Linked DNA regions of Homo sapiens: region 2 is linked to region 1. Evidence: chromatin loops called from intact Hi-C (ENCODE). Cell type or tissue: heart left ventricle. All regions are shown on one strand. Links, peaks and the distances in the headings refer to the core of each region. The heading gives the core; the rest is flanking DNA. Region 1 overlaps PTPRG (protein tyrosine phosphatase receptor type G). Region 2 overlaps PTPRG (protein tyrosine phosphatase receptor type G).

Evidence for each region. Peaks named below come from ENCODE experiments on the same cell type or tissue, not always from the same donor. Only the 100,000 strongest peaks of a DNase experiment are listed, where the experiment ranks them.
Region 2: it touches region 1 in a loop (2.2-fold over the local background); 3 of 110 quality-filtered maps call a loop at or near these places.

Annotation. Positions count from the first base shown.
Region 1 is chr3:61,794,746-61,812,109 of GRCh38, forward strand. The region is part of intron 2 of PTPRG (protein tyrosine phosphatase receptor type G); the gene reads left to right. Among named protein-coding and RNA genes, the nearest start is that of PTPRG, 240 kb to the left of the region's middle. In heart left ventricle, for the core only: no CTCF peak of the experiment used is centred there; DNase peaks (open chromatin) are centred at 13,956 and 15,326; H3K27ac peaks cover 7,246 bases.
Region 2 is chr3:61,722,636-61,737,267 of GRCh38, forward strand. All of the region lies in intron 1 of PTPRG (protein tyrosine phosphatase receptor type G), which reads left to right. Among named protein-coding and RNA genes, the nearest start is that of PTPRG, 170 kb to the left of the region's middle. In heart left ventricle, for the core only: no CTCF peak of the experiment used is centred there; no DNase peak of the experiment used is centred there; H3K27ac peaks cover 1,291 bases.

The DNA of each region.
Region 1 (17,364 bases), core at 9,365-17,364:
TGAAAGCTGGTGTTTTTATTCCCTGAATTGGTCTTCAACTTTGGGAACTTACCTGTGGATAGAGTCGGTCTCCCACCTGAGAATGAGAAAGGAATTTAGGTGTGTTTTATACTCTATAACTTCTGGTTCATATTATATTGATGATGGTATTTGGACTTATTTAGTCATAATATGAGTGGTTAAAATAAATGAATACTAAGTTGGTGGTGGTGTAGAGTCAACTAGGAAAGTGACCTCACTGTTACTAGTAGTAGCAACAGAAGCAGCAGTATCAATGATCAGCGTTCATTGCATACTTAATATATTCCTGACACAGTGTCAAGTGTCTCATTTAATCCTCCTGCCAGCCTTATCTGTTAATCCCTTTTAGTATCCCATTTTACAGATGAGGGAACTGAGGCTTAGAATAAGTAGCTTTTCTAAGGTCATACAACTAATAAGTAGTGGGGCTGGGATTTCAGTCATGGTGATCTGAGTCTATTGCTCATGTGCTTGACCACTGTATTGCATTTCTTCATTGTGGTATAGGGCTTAAGAGCACAGGCTGGTGAAGGTCAAGAAGTAGTAACCTCACTAAATCTTACTTTTTTAATCTGTAAAAAGTAGGCGGGAATAGGCCGGGCATGATGGCTCACACCTATAATCCCAGCACTTTGGGAGGCTGAGGCGGGCGGATCATCTGAGGTCAGTTCAAGACCAGCCTGACAAACATGGTGAAACCCCATCTCTACTAAAAATACAAAAATTAGCCGGGCATGGTGGTAGGTACCTGTAATCCCAGCTATTGAGGAGGCCGAGACAGGAGAATCACTTGAATCTGGGAAGCAGAGGTTGCAGTGAGCCGAGATCGTGCCACTGCACTCCAGCCTGGGTGACAGAGCAAGACTCCGTCTCAAAAAAAAAAAAAAAAAAAAAAAAAAAAGTGGGAATAGTATCTACCTTCACAGTGTTGAGAGATTAAATGAGAAAATATAGATGCCTGGTTGGCATAAGTGCTTAGTATATACCGGCTATTTTTATTATTTTTAAGGCTATTGATTACTAGTACTTTAGAACTTTGTATATACTGTGTCTCCCCACCCCCATTACAAAGTGGCCTTTGCATAGTAAAAGTTCGTATGGCTTTGAGTGTAATCATATCTTTGGGTGGATAGTGCATCACTACCTTTGCCTTACATGATATATTAAATAATTGAACAGCAGCAGATACCTCTTTAACTTTATTCAGATTTTGTCCTTGGCCTGTTCCCCACCAGCCAAAGCAGGGAGAAATTTGTAGCTCAGGCCCTCAAGTTGAAAGTGGGCATTAATATTAGCAAATTCCCTTTAATAATCATCCCATTAAATTTGATGACCAGAGGGGACGTCCTCATAGCTTATAACAGAAAATAGTGTCTCTAGGAGTCAAGGGAGCTTTTCCCAAATGTTATCTATTGAGCAAGATTAAAGAGACAGATCACCCAGGAGGCTGATGGTAGGTGGTGTTAATCCATTAGTCCACACGCAGATAACTCGTTAGGTTTCCTGAGCATCCCCCTTAATCTTGGCTGCAGAGATAGAAAAGGAGATTGTAGAAACTTGCCCTGCAGCAAAGATTATTGATATGTTTTCCTCTTACATGACTCAAAACCAAAAAGGAATGTAATAAATAACGGCTGTGACTCCTGGAGTGATTAAAGAGCACTCAGGAGCCAGGAGAGCTGATAGCTGCCAGCTCCAGAGCCTGAGTGGGCAGAACTTGGTTCCTTGAGACAGCAGCTGCCTAGGAAGGACAAAGTCTGCATGACGCTCTGTGGTGCTTTGTGTGCAAGTTGACCATTGTGGCAAGGTCATAGGATAGCATGGTGGGGAGGGGGTTGCCCCTTTGTGTTTGTTGCCCGCACCTTTGCCCTTGTGTGCAGGATTCTCTCTGCTTCCTTTTGTGGATGAATCCTTCTGACTTTTTAGGTCATAGATTTTGTGTTGATTCTTAAGTGTGGCCTCTACAGAGGTCGTTTGCCCCTTAATATGTTTATATTGTTGCTGTTAACTTTATTGTTTTTGTCTGTCTTACCAGACACAAGGCAAGATTTTGTTTCTCTCTTCACTCTCTTTTCTGGCTTAACCCAAGACCTGGTGGTGGCACATACTAACCACTCCAAAATTTTTAGAGGCTGAATGCCAGCTGTTGGCTTAATCCATATGTTTTCATGAAACCATTGTGTTCATCTGTTTTCTCCCGGGTGAAGGGTTAGTTGTTGGATTCAGCTTTATATATTTGGAAATAAGAAATCAAGTGAGGGACTGTAGGAAAACGTAGAGCAGCTCCTGGTTTTGCGAGGTTGTTAGAGGCCAGCCGGCACAGAAATGTTCGTATTCTTCCCAGGAGCTAAGATATTCATCATGAGCTCTTTGAGCCAGGTTTCCATCATCTGTGAAATACAGAAATGATGCTTACTGTGTTCTAGCTCCCCTTAAGGATTAAACCATTTAACAGATCTCACTGATGCAGAAATTTCTTCTTCACATTTTAATATCTCTGAAATCGGAATATACTTTTCATTGAATAATGTTTGAAAATTGTTGGATTTTTTTCCCCCATATTTGAACATCACTGAGATTGGGCTGAGTCTTAAAATCATTGGTGTCTGACTTCATGAAATAAGGTAATTATGGGAGCCGCATTGGTCTTAGGTGTATACTAAATGTTAGTAACCTTTTTCCGTAATAACTAAGAAAAAAATGTTGATACAAACATCACTATGTGAAAGGAAGGCTCACAGGTGTGAGAAGAACAGGGAGGCTGGGTTCTTTCAGGTTTGGTGTTGTCACTAGCCTGGAGTCATTTATCTCCACACCCCCCCCCACCCCCCCACCTCCCGCCTTCCTTTGTAAATCAAGATTTTTGGTTTTTCAGGTATGAAACTAGGTTTTCCATCTAGTGCCACTGATTACCAGTAGCTCATGAGAGCTCTGTGCTTGAGTAGAGTTGTAAAGCCAAGTCCTGAGTTTGTATGCTGGTGTTAGATCATGCTGACTGCCCGGAGTGTGGTGTGGAGAAGGAGACTTGACAGTGCCCTCAGTTTCCCCTCCTGGGTTACCTGATCCTCAACTCTAATTTTTAATGTCAAAAAGAAGGAAAGATGAAGGAGGGACGAAAAGAGTGGGAGAGAAGGAGAAAAAAATGAAAAAAACAAGAAGGATGAGGATGAAATTTTTAAAAAACCAGGTCAATGGACTATTCTTCCCAGCATAAAATTAAAGAAGGCAGAGAGATACTTGAGTCTGCCTGCTGAATCCAAGCATGTAGTAATACTGTTGAGACAGTTATGGTTGAATAATTTTTTCTTCATTCTTAAAATGCTCGTCTGCATTTTAATACAGACAATTGCATAAATTATCTCTTATAGGAATAAACTCTCTTTCCACAAAGATTAACCCTGCCCAGTATCATGGGGAGCTTTTAAAGAGTTTATTAGCTGTGATATAGGAAATAAACACTTCAGATGATTGTGGAAAGAAAATAGATACAACTGTAGCTATAAATGCTAAAATACCAACTCAGCATGTTAGGATCCCTTCCCCAACACACACTTCACCACTATGTAGGTTCCCACCAAAATCCCGTATGTGACAGTAAATGACAACTAGTTAATTCTTTTGGTAGGTTAAGAAGGGCTTTTAGGGTATGGACAGTAATATCAGGCATGAAATTACTTTATCAGTGTAATGTTTATCAGAATCACTTGCCAACTCACTATGCTTCCTCTGAGACTTATATCCAAAACATTTCCCTGAAAGGAATAAAAATTTTTTCACAGTCACTTTGCATTTTAAAGAGTCTGTTCTTTACCACCTCATCAGGCATTCAAAGTGCTGTTGTTGTTGCTGCTGGTTTTTTTTTTTTTTTTTTTAAACCCTTTGAGTTATTTTGAATCTTTTCACTTTTACCTTTGGAAGGGACCCTTAGTGAAGGTCTTGTCTTTTCATCTGTAGCATCTTCCAATAAAAGTTGGCTCAACAACAGCCCATCTGATAACTCAAGAGTCGGAGACAAGGGCTTGACTAGTGAATGAAATGTTCTGCTTTTGTGGATAAGCAGCAAGTAGAAAAGGAAGGTCAGTGGAACAGACCAGAGGCATGGTGAGTCTTTGGCCTCCTGTTGATGGGGTAGAGCTGTGCGGTACAGAGCCAGCCTTCCGTTCCTGAGCAGAGTTCTCGTCATTACTAGAACCTGAAACCTTGAGGGTTTCTTGGTCTTTTTCACCTTCTCTCCACCTGTTAGGGACATAAACATTAAAAATTTTTTTTTATTTTAAAATAGTTTTTGATTTATAGAACTCTACTATTTTCATAATAGTGTTATGAAATACTATTATGATAATTGCATGAATTATCTCTTACAGGAATAAACTGTCTTTCCAATAGTAGTATGAAATTCTATTATGAAAATAAAGAGTTCCCATATACCCCAAATCCAGTTTTTTCTATTGTTAACCATTTACATTAGGTTGGTACATTTATCACCAGTAAAGAACCAAAATTAATACATTTTGATTAAAGTTCATACTTAATCTGTGCAGTACAAAGCCAGCCTTCCCTTCCTGAGTAGAGTTCTCGTCATTACTAGAACCAGAAACCTTGGCTATTCAGATGGCCTTATTTCTACCTAATGTCTTTTCTGTTCCAAGATCCCATACAGGATGCCACATTGCATCTAGTCATCATGTCTCTTTAGGTTCTGCTGGACTGCGACAGTTTCTCAGACTTTCCTTGTTCTTAATGACCTTGGCAATGTTGAGTACTGGTCACATATTTCATAGAATGTCCTTCAATTTGGATTTACCTAAAGTTTTCCTCATAATTACATGGGGCTTATAGGTTTTGGGGTAGAAGATAACACAGGTAAAGTGCCATTTTGATCACAACCTATCAAAGGTACTTGTTTTCAACACAATTTATGACCTTGATCTCCTGGACTGAGTTGGTATTTGTTAGATTTCTCCACTGTAAGTTTGCCCCCCACCATACTGTACTCCTTGTAACAAAGTCACTATGTGCAGCTCACACTTTAGGAGGTGGGAGTTATTCACTAACCCCTTGAGAGTGTGGACATAACATTTTTCCCCAGAACAGTAAGTGTATTTATTTTATTGTTCAAGGGGTTGAATTCTGAATTTGGAAGATGCTGTACTATCACAGTTAAGAGTATGGACACTAAAGCCAGACTAGGGTGGGTGTGAATTCCAACCCTGCTAACTTCCTAGCTGTGTACCTGGAAGGTAATTTAAACTCTCTCTGCCTCACTTTCTTCATCTATCATATGGATCTAACAATGGAAATAGAGTGAAAAATAAAGACTCTGTGGTACAATGCTTAGACCAGTGCCTGGAAAATTGTAATTACTGAATAAATATTGTGTGACTGTGTCCATCAGCTCGTTGTGGGGTGGGAGGGTAGGATGGTGACAGATATATTACTGGTTTTAAGCTGATTTGGTATGTTTTTTCATAGAGCCAGTGTTCTAGAAGGTGGTAGGTTTTCCAGGTGAGTTGAAGACAGGTGACATGTTATTACAGCTCCAATTTCAAAAATAAAGACAGAAAACACAAAAAAAATTCTTTGGGTCAAAAATACCCTGAGCACTAGTAGAGGATAAAGAGTTTTTACTTGAAGTTTAGTAGGTACAAGAACTTGGAGAGTTTCCCAAGGAGGCTTCTCGGTGCCTTGGCTGGGTTAGAGATTGTTGCTAGTTCTTGATGGCGTCCAAGTTACCTCCATGCCAGAGACTTCCGTATGAGGTTGGCACAATCCCTAGTCTGATTTCTCAGGATTAGTGTTTCAAGTTGGGTGAAGAAAGTCATGTTTCCTGAGGTAATAGGTGTGGAGAAAGAAGGGTGTTCCGTGGTGGGGACAGAACTGTGCACGGTACTCTGTTTTTTTTTTTTTGTTCTTGTTGCCCAGGCTGGAGTGCAGTGGCATGATCTCGGCTTACTGCAACCTCTGCCTCCTGGGTTCAAGTGATTCTCCTGCCTCAGCCTCCCGAGTAGCTGGGATTACAGGCACCCGCCACCACGCCCAGCTAATTTTTGTACTTTTAGTAGAGATAGGGTTTCGCCATGTTTGTCAGGCTGGTCTCGAACTCTGGACCTCAGGTGATCCACCCGCCGTCAGCCTCCCAAAGTGCTGGGATTACAGACGTGAGCCACCATGTCCGGCCAGAACTCTGCACAGTACCTTTAAGGAAGAAGAAAGGTGGAAGGAAGCAGAAATCTGCTGAAGCTTTGCAGTGCTCTCTGGTGAAGCCCCTGCCCTGGCACCGCCTGCCGTAGCTTCCCTCTGGGAAGTGACTTCCTGGTAAGGTAAAAAGTGTGTCACCAGCTGCTTCTGCAAAACAGATGCACTGGCAGCCCAGGGGAGTGCTTGTGAGGTGGGAAATGGCTTCTGACTGCTTAATTTAGCTTCAAAAGCACACATATTTTCATGATTACCCCCCAGTGGTCTATGCACACAGACGCCCTCAGGTGCTCTCCAGGTACAGACCACTGGGGAGGGTGGTGTGCGCACACGCATATGTGTGTGTGTAATTTTTTTTTTTTTTTTTGAGACAGTCTTGCTCTGTCACCCAGGCTGGAGAGCAGTGGTGCGATCATGGCTCATTGCAGCCTCAACCTCTAGGGCTCAAGTAATCCTCCCACTTCAGCCCCCAAGTAGCTGGGACTACATAAATATAATTTTTTTTACACACATACATAGAAGAGGGGTGGAGGGGGGAAGAAAGGGGAGGAGAAGATGAGGGTGATGTCTACAGCAATAACCTATGTGGAGTGCAACAACAGAAACTCAAGTCGGCTTGTGTCATAATGGAAAAAATGGAAAAGAATAACGTCTGTGTTGGCCTCAGTGAGGGTTGGGTTCCGCTTCTCAAGACGGTTAGGGACTGTTTCTCTCTGTTTCTGGGCTCTGCCATCCATATTGTTAGCATTATCCTAATTCTGGCTCTGCATTATGGTGGGCTGTTCACTGTCCACAGCAGGGAATGTTTGGAAGAACTTTCTCAGAAGGCCCAGAGGGCCGGATGCCAGGAGTTTGAGACCCGCCTGGCCAACATGGTGAAACTCCGGCTCTACTAAAAATACACACACACAAAATTAGCTGGCCGTGGTGGCGTGCGCCTGTAGTCCCAGCTACTCAGGAGGCTGAGGCAGGAGAATCACTTGAACCCGGGATGTGGAGGTTGCAGTGAGCTGAGATTGCACCATTGCACTCCAGCCTGGCCAACAGAGCAAGACTCCATCTCAAAAAAAAAAAAAAAAGACTCAGTGTTTCAGGTCATGTCAGTTGCATCCTAACTAGCTCCATTATTTGTGCAGCTGGTTATCTTAGCACCAAGATACATGCTGCACCCTACCCTACAGTCTGTTTAGGACCTTAAATCAATTTTTAAAAATGGAAATTATCAGTAATATACAAAAGTAGGAGGAGTAGGAGAATGAGCCCTGGTGTAGTCATTGCCAGTTTGGGTGGAACTTTTAAAAATCACCAGTTCATGATTTGAATAGGGAAGGTGTGACCACTGAGACGAGAACCAGCATTATTTTCCAGAGATGGCAAAATAGAGCTTGAGAAGCTGGCCAAAGAGAAGATGAAATGAATGCTGGTTGCACAGTGTTCAGTATGTAGACATCAAGGGATTCTGGCCCTGTTAGATATGTTAGAGGAAAGGTTTGTTTAACATTAATACAATGTGCTACAGGGGAAGTGTTGTCAAACAGTTATGCCGGTTTCTTAGGTAAAGTTGGCCAGTATTCTTCTTGCAGGCCTAGTTTGCTTCATCATTAGGATAACTGTATGCATTCTCATTGGAGCCTATTATCCAGATATAATTGTTAATTATGTCCATTCTTTCATTCTCAAAATTGATTTGGTTTGGACCATTTATCAGTCCTGGGTAGAAATGCACATTTTCTGACTTTCTGACTGTCTGTCTCTGTGGAGAGCCTCTTTGTATGACACCAGCTCTGCAGCAGGAGTGCTTGTGCACATGGCCATTATGAGAAGGCCAGTTAGATTTCAGGAGTCATGGGGACTGTGAGGACCTGGAATACCCATGCCCAGTATAAAGGTAATTCAAGTTCAGATCTGTGCAAAACCCACGCTGGATGCAAAAACACATTTGCTGGCCAAATTCAGATCACAGGCACCTGGTAGGTTCATCTTCTTCTTTATAGGGAACTGTTAATGTTCTAGACCCTGGGTAGGCAAACTAGGGCACACAGGCCAAATTCAGCTGTCTGATGAACTAATATTGGAACATAGCCACATTCATTTGTTTACATATTATCCATGGGTGCTTTAGCACCATAGACAGAGCCAGAGCCTAAAATATTTCCTGTCAGGCACTTACAGAAAATTTGCTGTGAGTAGAAATCTGTGAGCCATCAATGCCAGTCACACATGTAATTTAAAATTTTCTAGTGGTCATACTAAAAAAGTAAAAAGAAAAAGGTGAAATTAAATTACATTTAGTTGTTTATTTTATTCAACCCATTATCTCTGCAATAGCATCATTTCAACCTGCAATCGATAAAAAAAATTATTAGTGAAATATTTTACATTCTTTTTTTTCCTGCGAAGTCTTTGAAATCTGATGTGTATTATACTCTGTAAGCCCATCCCATTTCTTACTAAGGGACATTGCAATTGCTTAATTGGCCATATGTGCCTGGTAGCCATTGTTTTGGACAACATGGTTCATGTTGTCCATGTTGTCCAACATGGACAACATGTAATGCCTCAAACATTCTGCTAAGCACACTGCAACCCACAGTACTATTTCAACTTATGTTCACGTTTTACTGCATACTTGATGAGTTATTTTTTCCCCCAAAGGATTTTTGTTGTTGTTGTTGCTTCCTGAATGTTGCACTTTTACAATAAAACAATGTTGAAATGTGAATGTCTGGTGGTTGGCTGGGCTCTCTCACTGGGTGACACACCACCATATACTAGCTTTCAGGTGCTCAAAAGTAATTTCTTCCTCAAGAGATTGAAAAATACCTATTTGTCATGGGTCTTCTGGGTCTGTTAGAATAATTACCAAGTATTTGGATAGTTAAAAGTTGCAACGCTAGGGTCTTTTATACTTGCTCTAGGACATAGTTGTCAGGTATGAAAAATTTACCATGGCAAGATCCATTTGTTGTATTAATCACTACCTTTCCCTTAGAGTTGATTTATGGTTCAGAGGGATATTCTGGAAAATGCTTAGATCAAACAAGACCACATTCATTCATGGAGAAAGAGTGGAATGCAGGTTCGTAGTAAAGAAAAATAATTTCCAGGGCTCCTGGGAAAAAGCTTTGGTCACTTAAATGCCCTTGGGCTTTCTGTAAGTAAACATCTGCAGTCCTCTCTATTGGTTTTCTAGCATATTTCACACAAAAGCAGGGGAGCAGAGTAGTGTTAATTACCCTGAGCCAAGTCAGTATTAATCTCAGGTCTCCATTGTTGTTTAAGATTGATGGATAAAGATGTGACTGCCCAGAACTACCTTTGTTCTCTTACTGGAAAGATGTGGACTTGGAGGGGCAATCTGGAGTTAATAGTCAGAACTAGATTGTATCCTCCTTACTGGGATGTGAGCTCTGTCACCTGAGTAACCAATTTCTTTGTAAAGGGATGTAATCTCAAATCTTAGCTTTCAAGCTGCCAGGCTTGGTTTGCTTTTATATCCCCAAATGGAACCGGAACCTTCTTTATTCCAATGGTACATTGTGGTAGACTGTATTCGGCAACCTTTTGTATGAAAGGGTTAACATAGATCTGTCTCATCAGTGTCTTTCTGTTTAAGGATAGCATAAAAGTGCTGATTGTTAACTTCACTTGGTCCTATGCTTATTCTTTATTTTTACTGTAGGATTTACTTTTTCTTTTCCTGTGTCTTTCTCTCTCCAAAAAAAAAAAAAAAATAAAATCTACCTTGATGTGTCAAAGAGATAAAGAAGATGTTATAAACATTAAACAAAAGTTCACGTTTCTGTTTCTTTGTGCCCCCGGTCCCCCTTTTAAAAATAGGCCTCACAGCATCAGGCATTTGCCAGTGCAGCAGTTTTGAAGCATAGGATTTTTCCCCTTCCTGATGTATAAATGCCAGCTCTCTTCCCCCCTTTGCAGACACAGGCATTTTCCTCTTTTGAGTTTTAGTTTTATGATAGCACATTACAAAGAGTTTGACAGATCCTTTAAGATGAAGATCTGTTGATGTACTTCCTGTTTATGGTGGCTCCCAGCTTCACTGGTGATGAGGACACAGGCGCCTGAAACCCAGAGGCAGGGTGGATCTGCACCACTTCTCTGACCTTGCCAGGGCTGACCTTCATCATTCTAAGGGAACTTTTTTTCTTTTTTTCCCCTCCCTAAGCAGTGGTTCTCAATTTGGGGCTATTTTACTCCAGAAGGGGCTTTTGGCAATGTTTGGAGACATTTTTGGTTGTTACAGCAAGACTTGGAGCTACCAGCCTCTAGTGGGTAGAGGCCAAGGATGCTGCTGAACATTCTACAATGCACTGGACTGTCCCCACAAAAGAATGTTCTGTCCTGAATTGTTGATAGTGCCAAGGTTAAGAAACCCTCCCATAAGGGATGTTTTCTAGGCTTAAACAGTGGCCTGTATGTGTCTTTCTCCTTATTTCTTTATTTCAAGAAAAGAAAAACGCTGCCAAAGCAAAAGCCATGCAGTATGTTCATAATAAATTACCTTTTAAAACAAATCCCAGGCCTACTCTTCCCGAAAATGGGAAAGACAAAAAAAAAAAAAAAAAAAAATCAAAGTGCCCCATGGCACAAGTTATCCACTGATGACATTTCCCTCTGAGGACTGTTTTCTGGGTTAGGGTAATTACCACAACCCAGAAGGTCATGGAGTCTAAGTTAAAGGGCGTCACTGATTCAGCTCTCAGATGAGCCACCCCACTGGGATGTATGATGGTATAAACTGCAATTAAATCTTGTGCTGTATTTACTGTGTGATTGGAAGGACAGAAGGGAGATTTCCCTTTAGTCATTCTTACCTAGAGCAAAACTCATGTTTTTTTAGTGTAATGTGATTTCTTGAGAATGGTAGATGTTAGTGAAGTGGGGCAGGGAGATGGATTTACAAATCTTGGAGTTTGCAAAATATGACTTGACCTTTTGTTCTTATGTTGTGGGCTGTGTTTTCTATTAAGCTCTCGATCATATTCTCTCTTTGCCATTTAAGAAAAATACAGCACAAACCTCTGTCAGATTTTAGTATATGGTGACCTAATTTGGTGGGATGATTGCTAAAGTTCTGGAACAGGCCCTTTGTAGCTGATTTTTGTTGAATTGATAAGCATCGAATATACTAAATATAATTTTTTGTGCCTAGGTCTCTTCCAAAACTTGCATACCATTTTTAGCCTGAACTCAGTGTTATCATTTTGGTCTTTTAAAGTGGAGGGAGGGGGAGAGGGAGAATCCAATTATAGCAAGCCTGACTTGATTGAATGATCTTAGAATGAACCTTGTGGGAAATAATGTGTTGGCGAGAAAGAAAGTTGAGTTTCTAAAGTTACAGAATCTGTAGATCTGTTACACAAGTGCATGTAGGTAAAGCCTCCCTGGAATGATTCAAAAGGTAGTTGTAATGGATGGGTTAAAGACTTCATTTCACCATCATCCTTATCCAGGTTCTGAATACACATGCCCTGTCGGGTCTGTGGCTCATTTTAGATACAGTGAGTGGAAAATTGAATTTAATGATTAAGTCTTTTTGGTTTCTGATTTGTGGATTTTCTTGTGATTTTTGTACTTCTGGATTTATATTGCATCTTAGTGAATATCATTTTTTTTCTTCTTAAATTATCTAAAATATGTGATAGGGTAGTTAGCAAACCTGTGTTGGTTATACCTATTGGCAAATGAAAGGAGATGACAGAAATAGGCTCCGATGGGCCCATGGCTGAATTACAGAGTGGTAATTATTCTTTAAATACTGAAATAAGAGTTTTGCCTATTAGAAGCCTCATAAAACCAGTGTCTACAATCTATCTGATTTTGCTGTTGATGTAATTTTAGGAAATCAAATGAACTGGGATGGAAATTAGGTTTCATACTCCGTGGCTTGTGTACCCCTCTAAGTTCTATTAAATTTTATAGGAGTTTTACAGGTGGAAACACAGCAGCACCACAGCTTTTGTCACTTCAAAGAGCAGCCCTTTCATAAACAGAGAATACAGAATCATGCCTTTTATCTTGCCATTTAAAAATTCTTCATTTTCTGCACCCAAGTGATTTATCACATGGACGGAGAGGACAATTCAGGATATTGTATTTCGAAAAAGGGAAAGAGAAGCCATTCAAATTCCTATTAAAATGAATTGCACTAGCTGTACATCATTTTCTAATTTCTGAGACGACTTGTAAATCACAAGGAGAGAGGGCATTCTACCATTGGTCAGGGGAAAAATGGGAAATTTAATAGTTTGTCAAAGATTGATAAGAAAGGATTACCACTCTGAGAGACCCTAACTTGATGAGCAAGTACATTTTGAAGTTCATCAGACGTATAAGCAGTTGGAGAGTTTAATTAAAGTTACTTGTCATTACTCAAGTTTACATCCGGTCTGTCTCTGGGCCAGCGTATATGGTATGCCAGTGACATTGTCAGAACTTAGTTTTGACCCTGAGAGCTGTGCGTTGTTCTTTTACTCCCTCTTGATTCCTCTTTCATCATGTAGAAGCTGATGTGTATTTTAACATTGTGGTCAATTTGGTGACAGAGGTCTTGATCAGTGCAAGTTCCAGTAGTTAGCTGAATTTTATATTTTTCTTTATTTTTTAGCTGATAATGATTCAAGTTGTTGGAATAATCTAAGACTGCTAGAAAATAACATATATACACATATGTACACTTGTGTAAATGCCATCTTGATAACAGAATCATAAATGTGTTCATGTAAGGGTATGTGTGTGTACGTAAATATGTATTATTGAATCGTATTGGGATGATTTTTTTTTGCCCTTTCAGATGTCAAATTGTATATTGAGACTATTTATTCCATTCTTATAAGCAAAGCCCTTCCTTTCCCTCTTGTTCCTGCAAAGCAGCTCAGAGAATGACTTTTAACTGGGCAACCATATTTTTGATCTTCTGCAGAGCTAGGAGCACTCTGACATATGGTTCAACAAAGGCTCGCAGACCGGGGCATCCAGTACTTGTGGTGCTTCTGTTAACGCCTGTTTATCAGATTATTGAAGGGCAAGCTGCTTTCCTCAGAACGTGCTTGCTCTCCCTGACTCTGTGTAATCCTATCCAGGCACGGAGCTGATATTGTTATACAAACAAAACTCAATAGGCATTACTGAAATCCAGAGAGTGGATTCTTTAGGATTGGACCTTTTGTGTGTGTAACCACATTTGAAGGAGACCTAAGAATCATCATCTGGAACTTTTTAAAATTGCAGTTACTGGAAACTAAAGCCAGAAACTAGGAGAAAACCCTCCGATTTTTTGTTTGGTTATTTTTAAGTGGAGAAGTTACAAAGGTGTTAGCTGTTAAGATGTGGAGTGAACTGGAATCCAGTGGCTCTCAAATCTTGCAGCTCATCAGAAACCCCTGGTGAACTTTGTACGTGGCACTCACCCCTATTCCTTAACTGTGAAATCTATACATTTTTTTTTCATCCACCCCAGATAAATCATATGTAGGTGGGCTCTTGGTCCAGTTTGGGAACCCGTAAAAGAAGTTATCAACCTCATCATAACCTTCCCAGGCAGGAATCAATTTCTTTGAATATAAGCCATTCAAATTCCATAATATGATACTGGCTCTAAAGGCACATTTAATTATGTAGGACACACCATCCCTTTCGCAAAATCGCACAAAGATTTCAACTTAGGCCTAAAATCTTTGGCACATACGTTGCACTGGGCACGGATCCCTTGGCCTAGATAATACTGAATTAAACTCCTCCCTTTCCTGCCCTCCCACACAGAATTTGGCCAGAGAAGCTCAGTGAAGGTTATTCTTAAACCCATCCCCGTTGTTCAAATCTGGCAGTAAAAAAGGCTTTACAACTTGGGTCAACTCCTAATGGGGCCTTTTGATCCAAGTGCTTTAAAGTTTAGACCTTTTGTATCTTTGTTGATAAAAACTGAGGTGTAGTATACCATTAAAATTTTTAAAAAATTATTTCTACTGAACCTGTTGGATTTAATCTGTTTTTGCTATCTAGTAGGCTTGTGACCTTGAGCAGATGACTTAACTTTGCCACATTTTTTTCTTTTCTTGTAAAATGGGGGTAATATAATCCATAGAGTTATCATAAGAATAAGTAAAAGAATGTGTAAAGTGTTAGTTCACTGCCTTCCACATAGTGAAGGCCCAGTAACTGTTGTTTCTTATTATTATCACGGTGGGGGAGGTTAGTGGGGGAAAGTTACAAAATGAATAAGCAGCAGACTTTGCCTTAGTCAAGAGCTTGCATCCTCAAATTTGGAGTAAGGTATAATTATATTACCATACTAGAAGTAGGAAGGATTAAAAGAAGAAAATAAAGATGCACTCTTTTTTCAGAGAAAAATGTGATCACTGATGGCTTTTTGCTGCATCTTGAGGGGAGACATTGCCCATGAAACAGTTTTCTGAGCTGAGCCCAGAAGAATAACCCTAAAGGAGTGGGACAGATAGAAAATCCAACTGGAAGAGGAAGTGGTATGGTGTACTAGTGTCTGACACACAGAAGATACCCAAGAAATAAGGGTTGAAAAACATGAGGCTTTATGGAGAGAAACTTACATTTGAGTTCTGATCCTGTTAATTTCTGTAAAATAAGTATTATAACACTGACCACATAGGGGCCAGTGTGGACAGTGAATACTATATGTCATGTACCTAGCAGGTTATCTGGCACGTTGTAAGCTTGAAAAGAAAATAATATAGTTATTCTGTATTAATATGAAGGGGAATAGAAAGACATAAACTTGAAACATAAATGTGGACCAGATAATTAAGGCATTTGAATCCTGAACTAAGGAGCTTAGATTTTATTCACTTGACAGTTGAGAGCCACGGAAGCTTTTTGAGCGGGTGCACAGCTATTGAAGCTCTGTGCTCTCTTGATTTCAAGGTGATTAAGCAGAACAGTTTTCCCCCAGCTCCTGTATCAGGGAGGCAGAGCTTTCCCAGAAGTCCCATTGCATACTTCACCTCAGGTGTGTTCTTGGAATTGTGGCCATGCCCACCTTATAGCTGCAATGGGGGGCTGGGAAACTGTTTAGCCTGTTGAGCCTCTGTAGCTGGAAGTGGGCTGTGCCTGCACAGCCTAAATGGCTTTTGGTCTGTGGCCAGGAAGCCAGTGATACTTGCAACTGTGAGCATAATAGCATGTTGGAGGCCAAAGTGTACTCTACAGGGAGTGCAGGATAAAATAAGAACAATACGACTGGTACAGAGAATAGAGGAAAGGGTAGAGGTTTGTATGAAAGCTGGCAAATTCAGTTCTAGACCAAAAATGAGTTTAGGGTGCAGGTAGGATATCCAGGAAGAAGTGATGCATGGGCAGGAGTAATTTAGGATTAGAGTGCAGGACTGAAAGTATTGATCAGTGAATCATTGATTTGGAAGATGACAGTAAAACCCTAAGAATCTGAGGTAAGGAAGGATGAGAGAGGAATGGACAAGAACCAGATAACAAGCTTAAAGGAATGATTTCTTTTTAGGTGCCCTGTATAAGCAACGACAGTGCGAAGGGATACCTTATTTAGCATTGTTTAAACCTCTTTATCTGCTCCATAGGCATATGACCTCAATAAAGGCAGCAGTGTGTTTATGATGCAGACCCAGCTAGAAGACAAGTTCCCAGGTCTGGCTACCCACCCCTACTCTTGGCCACCCAACTCCTACCTCTTTTGGACAGATTTCTCTTCTCAGCTCTGTCTGTGTAATGCAATTGTCCCTACAATGGCCTTTGACAGAGAAGTCATGGAGATCCAAAGAAACTAATTAGAATGAATAGGCATTTTTTATAAGTAATTCGGGACAAATGGAGAATCCAGTCCTTAAGAAGGGTTGTAATGAGGGTAGCTGAATTTGCTTTTGTGGGCTTTTACTTTAGCGTTCCACCATCAAGGTGACATCATATGATGTAAGAATGAGTATCTGATTGGCTACCTGCCAGCCAATGAGGGTTCCCCCTTGCCTACCTGTGTTGGGGAGTGCAAGGCTGTCACCAGGAGGGCAGGTTAGGGTGAATGTGGCAGCCCAGGTGAGGTAGACCTGATGATTGTTCGAATGTGACACTTTCTCCCTGTCATAGCCCAGCAGCCCCTTTAGTTTGTGACTCTGCTGTGCCTCCCAATTAGGCCTGCTGTGGACATCTCACTTCTGGCTGAACTTTGGGCTGGGTTTTGTGATGCTCTTTGGTCAGTGGAATGTCATGGAAGGCCCATGAATAGAGTGCTTGAATGTGCTTGCATGACTTTACTTGGCCTCTCTGTTCTGCTAGGTACCATGAGAAAAGCATGTCCTAGATTCACAGGTGGAACTTCCTGGCCCCAACCTGTTGCTTAACTCTCAGTCACCCAGTGTACCCAAACACCAGTGAGCAAGAAATAAATGCCTACTGTTGTTCAATACCAAAATCCTTTTTTCCCCTCTTGCTTTTGGTCCCACAGTATTGTTGCAGTAGAAATCTGACCAACACAGCAGACAAGTTGACTAATATGTCTGCTCTTTGGCCAGAAAACCAACAAGAGCCAGAATGGACAGTGATGATGGAAATGAATTAGTTGCATCTAGGGCCATGTAACTTGCCCTCCATTTGACCAAAGCTGAATTTCATTGAAGTGTCCATTCCATCATGCCTGAGTTCTATATTGGAAAATGATCTGCTTTTTCACAAAACACAACTTCAGCTTTCATATCCTGATTAACAAAGACAATATGCATTATTAGACTTAATTTAAAGGTGTAATCAGCCATGCGAGTCAGATAAGGGAAAAAATAGTACCATGGACCTTTTCCAAATTCCCACAGGCTTAAAATATAAAAATTCCCTCAAGAGTGCTGACAGCATACCTTGCCTGTTATTACAGCTTGAGTTTTATTTTGTTCCTCTGCCAGTACCAGAATAAAATTAGGTTACAAATCAGATCTAACGGTTTAGATTATTGTTCATCTTGAGCTCTGCGCTTTCTCTCCATTTGTTGTGGCATAGCAGAAATAATTAAATTTATTAGTAGGCCTGTCTTCAAAAAAAGGCTTTTATTTCAAAATGTGCTTGAGGACATAGTGGGGAGCACCATGAGTTAAGCCTTAGTTTTTCAGGAGGTAGAACTGCTAGGATATAAACGTGTGGTTT
Region 2 (14,632 bases), core at 1-8,000, 81 kb before region 1:
ATCAAATTTCTAGTCCTGTTTTCCTTTAATTTCAGTACTATAACTTCAAAGTGAAATTGTAATTTTTGTTAGGAAATGAGTAACGGTGAATTTTATGTTATGTCTGTTTATTTTGGTTAAATTTTTAAACTGCCTTTTAAAATTTTCCTTCAGACGGGGTGTACTATCTGGCACACAGGATGCCTAATACATAGTTATTCAATCATGGAAATGTATTTTCTGTTCTTAAGAACTTTATAAAGGTGCCAACTGATGTTGGAGTTCTGAAAGTAATGTTTTAATTTGAATGATTTGAGAGATACAAGTGGAACTTAAAAAATTATTTGTCGAGTGGGTTTCTCGGGGTGAGCAGAGGTCGATGATAAATTTAGAGGAGTTGGTTTTGTGACCCAACCCTAGGTTAGAACTATGCAGTATTCAGTCTAAGTCAAATATTTAGGACTATTCTGATTTCCTGTCTCCTTTATTTTCAAGAAATGTCTTTGTTGTAGAATTCATATAATCCATCCTTTAATTGGTACATTGTTCAAAGGCCTGGTAATGTGTGGTAATAAACTTTTGTTTTATTTCCCAGTATTTTATTGGATGATTGACAGGAAGTTACAGATTTAAAGTCATGGTGACTTTTCTATTTTTTTTTCTTTTTACTGTCACAACAGCATTAATTTTCATGGCCTGATGATCTGTTGAGATATCTTTCTAAGAAGTTGCTAAGTTTTATCTGCCCTCATCTTCCTCCATCCCTCCCCCTTGGTATTACCATTATAAATAGGATACATGTGCACATTTTTGGTGAAACAAGAAAAGGGAAACCCCCATGGTTTCATTGTCTTTAAATATATATTTTCTCATGTTACGAGGTCCTTGTTTCTATCAAAAAGGGTTGGATAGAAAGTAAAAATGATGGCTACTGTTAGATTATCTTTAGAAGAGATATATATTATTAAAAATACCATTAACTTTTAATTTTGAAATAATTGTAGATTCACAGGAAGGTGCCAAGATAGTACAGAGCGGTCCCATATACCCCCTTTTTTTGTTTTCTCTAGTGGTTCCATCTTACAGGATTACAGTACAATATCAAAACCAGGAGTTTGATATTGGCACAATATATGTTTGTAGGTCGTGGACATTTTATCTCATATATGGTGTAACCACTGCTGAAGTCCAGATACTGGATGATTCCCATGTCACAAAGATTTCCCTCATTCTACCCCTTTATAATTGCAAACATCCTTTCCTCTACTATCTCCAAATGGTGGCATCCACTAATCTGTCTTACATCTCTCTCATTTCGTCATTTTGAGAATATTGGGCTGGGCCCTGTGGCTCATGCCTATAATCCCAGCACTTTGGGAGGCTGAGGCGGGTGGATCACTTGAGGTCAAGAGTTTGAGACCAGTCTGACCAATATGGTGAAACCTTGTCTCTACTAAAAATACGAAAATTAGCCTGGGTGTGGCAGTTGGCGTCTGTAACCCCAGCTACTTGGGAGGCTGAGGCACTGGAGGGGGAGGTTGCAGTGAGCTGAGATCATGCCACTGTACTCCAGCCTGGGTGACAGAGTGAGACTCCCATCTCCAAAAAAAAAAAAAAGTAGTTATATACATAGAATCATATAATATGTATATAGTGTGTGACTTTCATAGTGCCCCTGATCTCCATCCAAGTCATTGTGTGCACCAATAGTTTGCTTGGCCTTATTGTAAAGTAGTATTCTGTGGCATGGATGCACCACAGTTGGTTTAATCTTTCACCTTTTGAGGGAGATTTTGGTTGTTTTCACTTCCTAGCTGCTACAAAGTCAAATATTAACAGTGCGTACACGTTTTTGGATGATCATAAGTTTTCACTTCCCTGGGATAGTCACCCCAGAATACAGTTGCTGGGGTGTATGGTAAATGTATATTTAAGTTTTTTTTACTGCCAGGCTCTTCCAGAGTACCTTTCCCACTCTACACTCCCACCAGCAATGCATAAGAGATCCAGTTTTTTTGCATCCACCCCAGCAGCTTTTGGTATTACCACTATTTTTTTATTTTAGCGATTCTGATAGGTATGCAGTTATATCTCAGTGTGGTCCCAATTTTCATTTTCCTGGTGGCTAATGATACCGAATATCCTTTCATGTGCTCATTTGCTGTCCTGTCTTTGTGTCTTTTGCCCACTTTCTTATTGGATTTCTTTTTACTGTTGAGTTTTGAGAGTTCTACACACACTCTAGATAGTAGATATTTGCAAACCCCATCAGATATGTGGTTTGCAAATATTTTTTATCAGTATAGAGCCTGTTCCCACGTCCTCTCACCAAGGCTCTTTATAGCACAAACATTCTTACTTTGAATGAAATCGAATTGATTGATTTCTTCTCTCTGGCCGATGCTTTGGTTGTCATATCTGAAAACTCTTCACCAAGCACCAGGTACAGAAGATTTTCTCTTCTCCTTTTTTACCACTTACGAGTTTCATACTTTACATTTAAATGTACAATCCATTTTGAGTTAATTTTTGTGTAAGTTGTGAGATTTACGTTGAGATACGCTTTTTTTTGGGACAGAATCTTGCTCTGTCACCCAGGCTGGAGTACAGTGGCGTGATCTGGGCTCACTGCAACCTCCACCTCCTGAGTTCAAGTGATTTCTGGCTAATTTTTGTATTTTTAGTAGAGACAGGATTTTCACCATGTTGGCCAGGCTGATCTGGAGCTCCTGACCTCAAGCGATCTACCTACCTCAGCCTCCCAAAGTGTGAGATACACTTTGTATTTTATTTTTTAAATTTTTTGCCTGTGGATGTCCAATTGCTCCAGCACCATTTGTTGAAAAGACTATCCTTCCTCCATTGAACTGCCTTTGCACCTTTGTCAAAAATCAGTTGGCCGTACTCTGTGGGTCTCCTTCTGGGTTCTCTATTCTGTTCCATTGATCTTTATGCCTGAATCTCAGCCTATACCACATAGTCTTGATAACTTTAGATATAGAACAAGTCTTGAATTTGGATAGAGTGATTCTACCCACTCTATTCTTCTCTTTTTGAAGATTTGATTCCCTGCCTACCTCCACCACTACCCCCACCTTTTTTTTTTTTTTTTGGCTTGGAATGGCTACTGTGTTCATTGCAAATGACCACAGCACTCCCTGAGAAATCTTCCCTTTCATGTGGCACATTTAATCCTGAGGGCCAGTTCTAACGGTTTGGTAATGTCTTATCATCTGTTTTATTCCTTTCTGGATTCCAATTTTAAGTCAGATCGAGAGAACAAGGCCTGGCCCAGCAGGAGAGTTCTCTGATCCTTCGGTCCTATCTGACTTGGGTATGATAGGTATGTGGTATCAACAAAGCTGGGTTTTTGCCTCACTGGTATCAAATAAGGCACTGCTGAGTGTTAGTTGGAGAAGAGCCAGAAGCTTATGACTGGCTGGGATGAGTGGTAGAGAACAGGCCTTCCCCACATATTTAATCTAACCTCTCTAGTTTAAATATTTCCAGTGGATCATCATACTCTATGACCTTGTGACATAAATCTGCACAGAGCGGCAGTTCTTATCTTCAGACTTCAGTCAAGTTTCATTACTGTGGTTTATGTGTAGTGGCTTTGTTTTGGGGCTTCCGCTTATACTGCTGTCTGCTTGTTTACCATCTCTTTCAAGCGAAAGGGTCTTTTGATTTATGACTTGGTGGGATCCTTTTCAGCATTGATAGAGAGATGTATGGGTTAATGGTTGAAAATACATAGGATTTGGTTGTTAGAGTATATCTAGAGAAATTGAGCTACTTTGAGGGAAATATAATATCAAATCTCACTTGTACTGATAATTTGTATAATGGAAATATACTGCCATTAAATGGATAACACAAAAAAATTGCTAAATATAATTGTAAGTAGGCACTTTCCTACCTAGGACATATAAGATAACCACAAAGCCATTTTATAATCCATTAAACACTGCTGATAGAATTATATCTTCTCCAATGCATGCCCCCTAAATTGCCTGTTTCGATGCCTGAAGTTTTGCCATTAAGGATTATTATTATTGTATTTTTGCATCCCTAGAAATTTTCTTTGTTGGATTGACAGTTCCCTTGAGTTTATGATTTGTTAAGCTGTTCCAACTTATTAAGATTGAATTGGCCGGGTGCGGTGGCTCACGCCTGTAATCCCAGCACTTTGGGAGGCCGAGGCGGGCGGATCACGAGGTCAGGAGATCCAGACCATCCTGGCTAACGCAGTGAAATCCCGTCTCTACTGAAAATACAAAAAATTAGCCAGCCATGGTGGCGGGCGTCTGTAGGCCCAGCTACTCGGGAGACTGAGACAGGAGAATGGCGTGAACCCGGGAGGCGGAGCTTGCAGTGAGCCGAGATTGTGCCACTGCAGTCCAGCCTGGGCAACACAGTGAGACTCCGTCTCAAAAAAAAAAAAAAAAGATTGAGCTATTGAATTTAATTTTGATTTTGATTTTCTGTGGCATTTTTCTGAGTGCTGTAGTTTTGAATGCAGGAGGGGAGAGGAATAGACCTGGAGCCCAAGTTGTTTGGGAAAGTGGTTTAAGTCATTGTAGTGTAAAATCATAATTTTTTTTTTTTTTTGAGATGGAGTAGTGCGGTGGAGTGATCTCATCTCACTGCAACCTCAGCCTCCCAAGTAGCTGGGATTATAGATGCTTGCCACCACACCCAGCTAATTTTTTTGTATTTTTGGTAGAAACAGGGTTTTGGACGGTTGGCCAGGCTGGTCTTAAACTCCTAACCTCAGGTGGTATGCCCAGCTCAGCCTGGGATTTGGGATTATGGGCATGACCCACGGTGCCCGGCCCATATCAAAAAGTTAAAACCATGGATTTTATACAAACAAAATGAATACATGTCAAACGCAAATCATTAATAAGGCAAACAATAATCAAGTAAAGTTGGTTTAAAGGACATTTTGAGGAACTGGGTATTCGTAAGTTACAAAGGCATGCCAGAATATGATTGCTAGGTTACAGCCAACACTGGTTAATGTCCTACAGGGTAATACAACTGCTGCCTGTTTTTCTTTCTTTAAACTGGATATAAATCTACAGGTTAATGTGTAAGGTCACCAAGTCTTAACTTTAATCCCAGTAATATCAAGTCAAACAATGGTATGTTCTAGGTAACTAAATAATTTAAGGTGAGCTTGTTAAATTCTTCACCTACCATGACACTGAAATTTCGGAGAATTTTTCTTCTCAGCAGTTTGCGAAGCTTCTTGGCTACTGATAATGCCTGGGTTTTATCTACTTTACAGTTTTGCTTTGGTCTGGTATGGAAGGCTGGTCTACCTGTTTGTGAGGCAAAGCACTTTACCAGCTGGTAGCTGAACCATTTGTGATATTTTCATTGTTTTTCTTCTTCTCTGTTGACATTTGCCACTTTCAGTCCCATTTCCATCTCCATGTCTTTCTTTCATCTTGTTAGAGTGCATTTATGCCTCTCAAATTTGCCTAGCGTGCTGGCAAAGAGGAACAGTCTGTTGGAGATGAGTGAATTACAGAGTCCCATATGATTTACTTTCTTCACTGTCTTGGACTTGGAGTTAGGTGGACATGCCTCTGCACACACCCGTGCGACCTTGAGCAAGTCTGGTGCTTACTTTAAAAGGATACTGTGAGGAGTAAAGTGTTAAAATAAAGGATTTAAAGCTATGCATGGTGGTGCACATTTGTGATCCCAACACTTTGGAAGGCTGAGGTAGGAGAATCACTTGAGGCTAGGAGCTCAAGACCAGCCTGGTCAACATAGCAAGACCCCTTCGCTACAAAAAAATTAAAAAATTAGTTGGGTGTGGTCGTGTGTGCCTGTAGTCCCAGCTACTCGGGAGGTTGAGGCAAGAGGATCATTTCAGCCTAGGAGTTAGAGGCTGCAGTGATCTCTGATTGCACCACTGCCCTCCAGCCTGGAAGACAGAGCAAGACCTTGTCTCAAAAAAAACAAGTTAAAAAAGAAAAAGATTTAAAAATGGTGTCTAGCACACACACAGTAAGTTTTCAATTAAGATGATCTAGCTAAGAGCTATGTATTTTTTTTGTATCTTATTATTTTATATCTTAGGTGCTCTAACATATTTGAAAACCCATATGCTTAAAAGGACCAGGGAGCAGGCCTGGTGGCTCATGCCTTTAATTCCAACACTTTGGGAAGCTGAGATGGAAGGCTTGCTTGAGCCCACGAGTTCGAGCCCAGTCTGCGCATCACAGTGAGACCTAATCTGTACCAAAAAAAAAAAAAAAAAAGAAAGAAAGAAAGAAAAAAATTAGCTGGACATGGTGGCATGTTCCTGTAGTCCTGGTTACTTGAGAGTTTGAGATGGGAGGATCGCTTGAGTTTGGGAGGTTGAGGCTGCAGTGGGCCGAGATTGCACCGTTGTGCTCCAGTCTGGGCGGCAGAGAGAGACCCTGTCTCAAAAAAACAAACAAACAAACAAACAAAAAGGACCAGGGAGGCTCCCTGTAAGTAGCTAAAGGGGCTTACAGAATTAAATACAGGAGCAAGGGTAATCTGATATCTGGCATCCCAGCTGAGGGGAGAATAGTGATTAGTAGGGGCAGTGGTGAAGGGGAGAACATTTGCACTAAGTGAAGATGGCCCACAACTGTGCATCCGGGCCAGTTGTTGCCGTATGTTTCAGGATGGCTTGATACCAACATTTTTAAAGGGAAGAGTAAAGTCTGATTGTCCTGTGTTCTTTCCCCTTTGTAAAGGTTGGCAACTGATTGACATTTAAAAACCGCTATATTTTTGGGTTTCATAGAGTAGGCTATCAGTTTGCCGTGTTTGCTCTGGGTTGATTTAGGTTACTCAACAATAAAGGTAAATAGTTAATTTAGACCTTGTAAGACCTTGTGACCATAGCAATCATTTTCCCAGTCCTCTGCTTTCACAGACAAGGGAGTAGCTTTGGGCAAAGTTACATGGCCCGTTAGTGACAGTACTTTTACTTTTTATGAAAATGAGCTTTACTTTTACACATTCTTTGATTTGGGGAGTTATATGGTTTAACATACTCATTTTTTAACAATTCACCATGCATTTAAAACATGAGCCTAGTGATTGTTAGAACAAAGGAGGGAAATACACTGAAATTTGAACAGTGGTTATGGTTATTTTTATTTTCTTGTTTATGCTTTTTATGTACTCTCTTGCCTATTTAATGTACTCTGCTCATTAATGTACTTTGCCTAATGTGCTTCTATAGTGAATATTTATTGCTTTCATTATCAGAAAAAGCAATAAATGCCATTAAAAAAAGAATTCATCATGGAAATGCCTAGATATGTGATAATATAATGATTGATTAGTTTCATGGCTCCCAAGATTGTTGCCCATAACGTGGTGGTTCATTTCGTTTGCTCCATGAAAATGATAGTGCGTCTTATTTTGCACCTGAGATATGTTTAGATGGGTCTTCCTTAGGTCTGCTGCGATTTCTTTGACTGAAGGGGTTTGTGACCACCACGGGGCATGTAAGTTGCTGGTGCCACTCCTGGGCAGCTTGCCTGTAAGGGATACCGTCTGTGTTGGCAGAACCAGGGGCTTGTCCTGCTGGGCTGGAGCCCACCAACTGTTGCAGCTACAGTGCCTCAGCTGTCGTGCTTTTACACTGTCATTAGCCATGCAGACCTTTATGGCTCAAACCAGGCCACATCTGTTGTGAGTCCTGTGACCTTCAAAACCCACACCAGGAAGAAATGCAAAACACATTTTTATCTCCAGGCTTTCTGCAAACACATCATTTTAGAGGGCTTATTTAAGAATGTTTTTCTAAACTTATAAAAGACTTTCATTTTTCTTGTCTTCCATTAACAGCGGAGGTTCATTGTTAATGATTTGAGCAAATTAGTGTTGCTCAGAAAGTAGTTTGTTAACCACTTGCATCTGATCACAGGAGTTTGTTAAAAATATTGTCTCAAGCCTCACAGTAGTCCAGTGGAATCATGATCTGAGGGGTGTGTTTGTCCATCCACATTTTAAACCAGTGATTTGGGCATTTAGGGCTATATGCCCTAAGGGACACTCTCTTTTAGAGAGGTAGGCATGAAGTTAGAAAGGTGACTCTAAGATGAGTGGTCATGTGGTGAATTGGGCACCTCCAGGAGTGCCTAGACTTCTTAGAAAGTTTGCTTTTGTTCACTTATCACATTATTGAGAAAGGGAGAGTAAACTTTAGGGAAAGGGGTTCCAAAGTCATGTTACTTGCAGAGTGTTTGTGGCCATTGAAAGATTGGGAACTGGATTTCTAGGTTACAACATTGATTCATTTGGCTATGCTTTTCAGAAATAGTAATGACTATAATGAAATTGTCCTATTTTCTGTATTTGCTGTGGGCCCCTTTAACTCAGTTCCCTCTGAAAACCTGTTGAACACTGTTCTACTCTTTCTGCATTATTCAATGCCAAGCCAAGGTGTTAGGCTTCCTGATGGATTTATGAGCCTCACATTTCCATTGCTAAAGCAGTGAATAGACCAAGGAACGATTTGGCTCCATAAAAATAGTTTTTACCCCCGTTGAGTTAGCAGTCTCTTGAATAGAAAAAAGGAAAAGAGAAAAAGTAGAGTTCCCTTAAATTGTGGGGATGGGATAGGTAGAGAATTGAAAGACAGAGGGTTTGACTAGTTTTGTTCTTGGGGACAGGAACATTAGTAGGGAGTATGCCATGAAGGAGACACAGAAGCTCACTTTCCTTTTTCCTTTTTTTTTTTTTTTTTTGAGACGGAGTCTTGCTGTGTTGCTAGGCTGGAGTGCAGTGTCACAATCTCTGCTCACTGCAACCTCCGCCTCCCGGGTTCAAGCCATTCCCCTGCCTCAGCCTCCCGAGTAGCTGGGACTACAGGCACGCACCACCACGCCCAGCTAATTTTTTGTATTTTAGTAGAGACAGGGTTTCACCATGTTGGCCAGAATGGTCTAAATCTCCTGACCTCGTGATCTGCCCACCTCGGCCTCCCAAAGTGCTGGGATTACAGGCGTGAGCCACTGTGCCCAGTCAGAAGCTCCCTTTCACAGTGCTATGCAGGGCTTTAAAGCCACACATGCCAGACATTCTAGATGGAAATTTCTTTTTCCCATTTATTTTTCCAGCTTTTTCTGTAGTTCTCCACTGTCCAGTAGGAATGGAACGTGAACTGCATAGGTACTTTTTTTTTTCTTTTTTCTTTTTTTTGAAGCAGTCTGGCCCTGTCACCCAGGCTAGAGTGCAGTGGTGAGATCTCGGTTCACTGCAACCTTCACCTCCCAGGTTCAAGGGATTCTCCTGCTTTAGCCACCTGAATAACTGGTATTACAGGCGCCCACTACCATGTCCAGCTAATTTTTGTATTTTCAATAGAGACGGGGGAGTTCACCATGTTGGCCAGGCTGGTCTTGAACTCTTGACCTCAGGTGATCCACCTGCCTTGGCATCCCAAAGTTCTGGGATTACAGTGGTGAGCCACTGTGCCTGACCCACATAGGGACTTTTAAATTTTGTAGCAGCTACCATAAAAAGTAAAAAGAAACAGGTGGAATTAATTAGAATAATTTATATAACCCAGTATATCTAAAATGTCATTTTGACATGTAATCAGAATTTTAAAAATGTTGATGAGATATTTTGCCTTTTTGTTTCTTACTAAGCATTTGAAATCCTGTATTAGCAGGCCGGGCGCAGTGGCTCATGCCTGTAATCCCAGCACTATGGGAGGCCGAGGTGGGCGGATCACGAGGTCAGGAGATTGAGACCATCCTGGCTAACACGGTGAAACCCTGTCTCTACTAAAAATACAAAAAATTAGCTGGGCATGGTGGCGAGCACCTGTAGTCCCAGCTACTCGGGAGGCTGAGGCAGGGGAATGGCATGAACCCGGGAGGCGGAGCTTGCACTAACACGGTGAAACCCCGTCTCTACTAAAAATACAAAAAATTAGCCGCGCATGATGGCGAGCACCTGTAGTCCCAGCTACTCGGGAGGCTGAGGCAGGAGAATGGCATGAACCCGAGAGGCGGAGCTTGCAGTGAGCCAAGATCACTCCACTGCACTCCAGCGTGGGTGACAGAGCGAGACTCCGTCTCAAAATAAATAAATAAATAAATAAATAAATAAATAAATAAATAAATAAATAAATCTTGCATTAGCTAGGGGCGACAGTGTCGGACAGCACAATTTGGAAGGGTGCTTCTTATCCCCACTGCTCAGTTAAAATGTGAACATATGCCTGCGTGGAACATTCCCTTTTTCTGTTTAAAAGAAAGTGAATTGTTTTCGCAGCAGTTAGTTGGTGTTAGCATAATGCCTTCCTGTGTAGGCTGTAGTGTTAGAATTCTCTTTACAAGCCTTGTAATAATTTTCAGGAATGATCACTTTTATTATAGTATTTTTAGTGCCACTAGAGGGTTTTTACAGTGTGAAATCTCTTAAAAGGACAGTCAAAAACATACTGTGTTTCTTGTGGGACACAGGGTTGGGCATTTAAGTACCTAGTAGTGTTCTTGAGACAGATTCTATGAAATTAGAATTGTCCAGGAGAAACCCAGGTCAAAGGTCACTTTGTATCAGTTCAAACATGTTCTATATTGGTATTTCATGTTTGGGTCTTTATACTCTGTATATTTTGTGAAATAACTAAATCTTCATGATTCATTTCTATGTTGTAGCCCCTCACACTTAATTAGGGGGTCCCAGTGGAGCTTCCTTTCCGTTTCTCTATCTGTTTAGAGTGTCTGGGTGTGTATTCATTTCTCTGTCATGTGCCATGTGACTTTGGCAAGGTCCTTAACCATTCTGTGCCTAGATTGCCTGGTTTTTAAAATGGGAATAATGAGAGCATTTATCCCAGAAAGCTCTGGTGAGGGTTAACATGAGATATTTCAGTTGAATAGATCAGCACAGTGCCTCCTGGTACATGGTAAGTGCTAAAGAAGCATTACCTATCACCAGCACCATTACTCATTTTCTTTGTGAATTTTAGCAACTAAAGCAGAGCAGGACAAATTTTAGGAATGGATTTATTTCTTTGACATTGAGATGGAGCTTTAAAAAGCATTCCTGACTTCTTCCCAAAACATAAATTAAAAATCTTTGTTTCTGCCACAATATCTTTAGTCTCATTTCCCTGTTCCTTCTACTGTTTCATCCTGGGATTGATCAACTCTTCACTTTTGTTTTGTTTTATTTTATTTTGAGACAAAGTCTTGCTCTGTACCCAGGCTGGAATGCAGTGGTGTAATCTCAGCTCACTGCAACCTTTGCCTGCCAGGCTCAAGCGGTCCTCACACCTCAGCCTCCCAAGTAGCTGGGATTACAGGTGCATATCACCATACCTGGCTAATTTTTGTATTTTTTGTAGAGATGGGTCTATCATGTTTCCCAAGCTGAGCTCAAGTGATCCGCCTGCCTCGGCTTTCCAAAGTACTGCGATTACAGGCATGAGCCACCACGCCCAGCCAACATCTGTTCACTTTGGGTAAATTATTTTAATAAGAACTCTCTGGTTAGAGCATGACTGTTAAAGAGAAACTTCCTAAATGCATTTTACAAAGTGCTTTTTCTCTTTCTCGCTTTTTCTGAAACACTGGTTCTTGAATAAACCTCAGATATCATGTATGATTTCTGAAATACCTAAAATCTGCAGGCTTTTTTCTCTCCTACTTTTTGGTTCCATTATGTTAAATATCAAAGAATAGATTAACCAGAATATGAATGGACAGGCATGCAAGAAAAACTGGAGGTTTCCAGTTGCTCCTAATACCATCTATTTCTCTCACCTTTTCACTTAATACTCACTTACTGATTATGCAGAGGTGATATTTAAGAACAAATCCATTTAATAAACCTTTGTAAGTAATATTTAAAGGAGTGTTTATTTTTCAGAATTCACCCAGGATTTCTGTGATCTGCGGTTCTTTGGCTTTGGCACCCGGTTGTCCCAATTTGTTCCAGAGTATTTTACTGCATATGCGATGTCTTTCTCGTTTGCTGTCTATAAATCAAAGGAAGAGTTCGTTTCATTTAATTTTGCCTGATAGGGAAACCCCCAAAGATACAAAATGACTCTTCAACGTTAGTGTATTTATTAAAAATAAAAAAGGAAACTGCCTTTTTGTTCTCCTTCCTATCCCAAGTTTGATTGACCGTATTGCAGAGTCATAAAAGGATTTATATTCAGAGTTGAAAAGTCTCCCTGAAATTGATTTCACCTAGCTTCTTGTATATAAATAGATATTGAGAGGGGGGGAATAATACTGAACTGAAACTTTCAATTTTGAATGTGAGCTTTCCAAAGTCATGAAACTGCTTTTCCGTCTGACTCTTCAGATGGATCTTATAGCATAATTGGTCAGAGCCAGAGGAGGTTTTTGAAAAAGCATAGCCAAAAAAGAGAAAGGAAACAAACCCCACTTTTTTAATAGCTGCAGTTTCTTCATCAGGAAAGGACTTTGGTTAAATAGCTCTTCTTCCCAAAAAGGCAAAACATTTTTCCTCATATAATTAATTTAAGAAATTGCTTTTAGAGCTATTTAAACAGACCTAGAGATAAGTGCTTTAGCCATCTTGATGTGCTCTAGCGAAAATTTTTATGTGGTTAGAATTTTTTTAATTAAATCACTTCATTTAAGATTGTAATAGCCCTTTTAAATTATTTTCCTTGAGACTCGTATTGTGTTATTTCAAGTTAATAACTCCTCTTCAAGCAAAGCAAAATGCAAGATATTTCTTCTGATGATTTCTTTCTGCAATTGAAGAGAACAAAGCCAGCCTCATTCTTGCTGGAAAGGAAGCAAATCTAACACCTAATAAAAATGGAGATAACAAAAATGAACCTGTAGCCCTGGGATATTCTGACTAGCAACATTAAAGTGGTTGCCTGGGCAATACTAACCCCAATTCCTTGAGTTTTTTTTTTTTTTTTCTTTGAAATGCCGGGGACAGGCCTACATTGATTGAATCAAACAAAGCCGATGAGAGGCCTGTGTTTGAGGGGGAAGAAATGTTCCTACAGACTTGGAGTGAGGAAGAGAGCAGTGTATTTGGAATTTTTCTACCCAAAGCATATTTGTCCCTGAATACAGATGCATGATTATAGAGCCATCCTGAACAGGTGCTAAAGACAAAGTCTTTCTCATTGTGCAGAGACAATTTACCATAGATTTAATTTATTAATTAGCCTTTACTTAGATGTGCTCACACCGACTTACGGAAAAGTTCTTTTTAGAATTGTTTTGGGAGGCAGAGTTGAGGTTGAGGCCATGCTCACATCCATGTTAAAACAATGATTTTTTTTTTTTTTTGGAGACAGCATCTCGCTCTGTTGCCCAGGCTGGAGCGCAGTGGCGTGATCTCAGCTCACTGCAACCTCCGCCTCCTGGGTTCAAGTGATTCTCCTGCCTCAGATTCCCGAGTAGCTGGGACTACAGGCGCAGGCCACCATGCCTGGCTAATTTTTTGTATTTTAGTAGAGATGGGGTTTCACCATGTTACCCAGGCTGGTCTCAAACTCCTGAGCTCAGGCAATCCGCCTGCCTCAGCCTCCCAAAGTGCTAGGATTACAGGTGTGAGCCACCGCACCCGGCCATTTTTTTTTTTTTTAATTTTTTAATCATCACTGACATAAGGTTCCTCTGAAATCCATAGTAGAGCCTTCTGTACCTCTACAAGTATCATACAGGCAGGAAGTTTTTTTTTCTTGTATGATTATCAAGGGTGTAATTTTATGTACTATATAGCTAAGGGAAAATTTAGTAATAATGTATATTCTTTCTTTTCCTTATTTTCTCTGTGAATACTTGTATTTGGCTTGATTCTCATTAACTATTATCTTTTTTTTCCCCCATTGATCTGTCTAAGCAGTTCATTTTGTGAACAATCCTAATTCAGATGAAGAAGGGTGAAGGTGAAGTTTGTAAAAATAATATCAAAAGAAATCTAAAAACACGTTCATTAGGCATTTGACCAAGTAAATATAAATAGATGAGTTGAATATTTGTTTTGCTTTCCAAACTTTTTCTTCCAGGAGCACTCCCTCCACAGTCCCCTGTGCACAGGTGGAAGTACACACTTAACAATGATTCGTCTTGACTCACCCTGGGGATCGGAGTGAGGAGCCACTGTTTCTGCTCTTGCCCGCCTCCCTCCAATCTGTTCCCTGCCCAGCAGAGTTGTTTTTACAAAGCATATATTGGTTAAAATGTTCTAAAATTAGATTACAGCAATGGTTTATGCAAGTCTGTAATTATACTAAAAACCATTATATCTCAATAACGCTGCTTTAAAGGAAGGCATATATCAGACCATATTGACTGCCATGTTGGTTCTTCATTGCCTTCTTAAGTTCCTTTAAGGTCCTGAAGGATCCTGACTTGGTGCATCTTCAGCCTCCCACTTCTCCCCAACACCAGCTCATCAAGATTTACCAGGGTGGATGCCACCCTTTTTCCTGCCTCAACATCCTTGTATGTGCTGTTCCCCTGTCTTTGAACCCTATCATCTCTCCCTGTCAATGCCCTCAACTAAAATGATGTTTCTTTTCTCCAAATGATGTTTCTTTCCCTGCCTCCTCTCTCTCTCTAAGTACATTCTTTCCCTGCTTGTATTCTCTGTGGCTGTATCATGTGTGTTTCACTTTATTTTCATG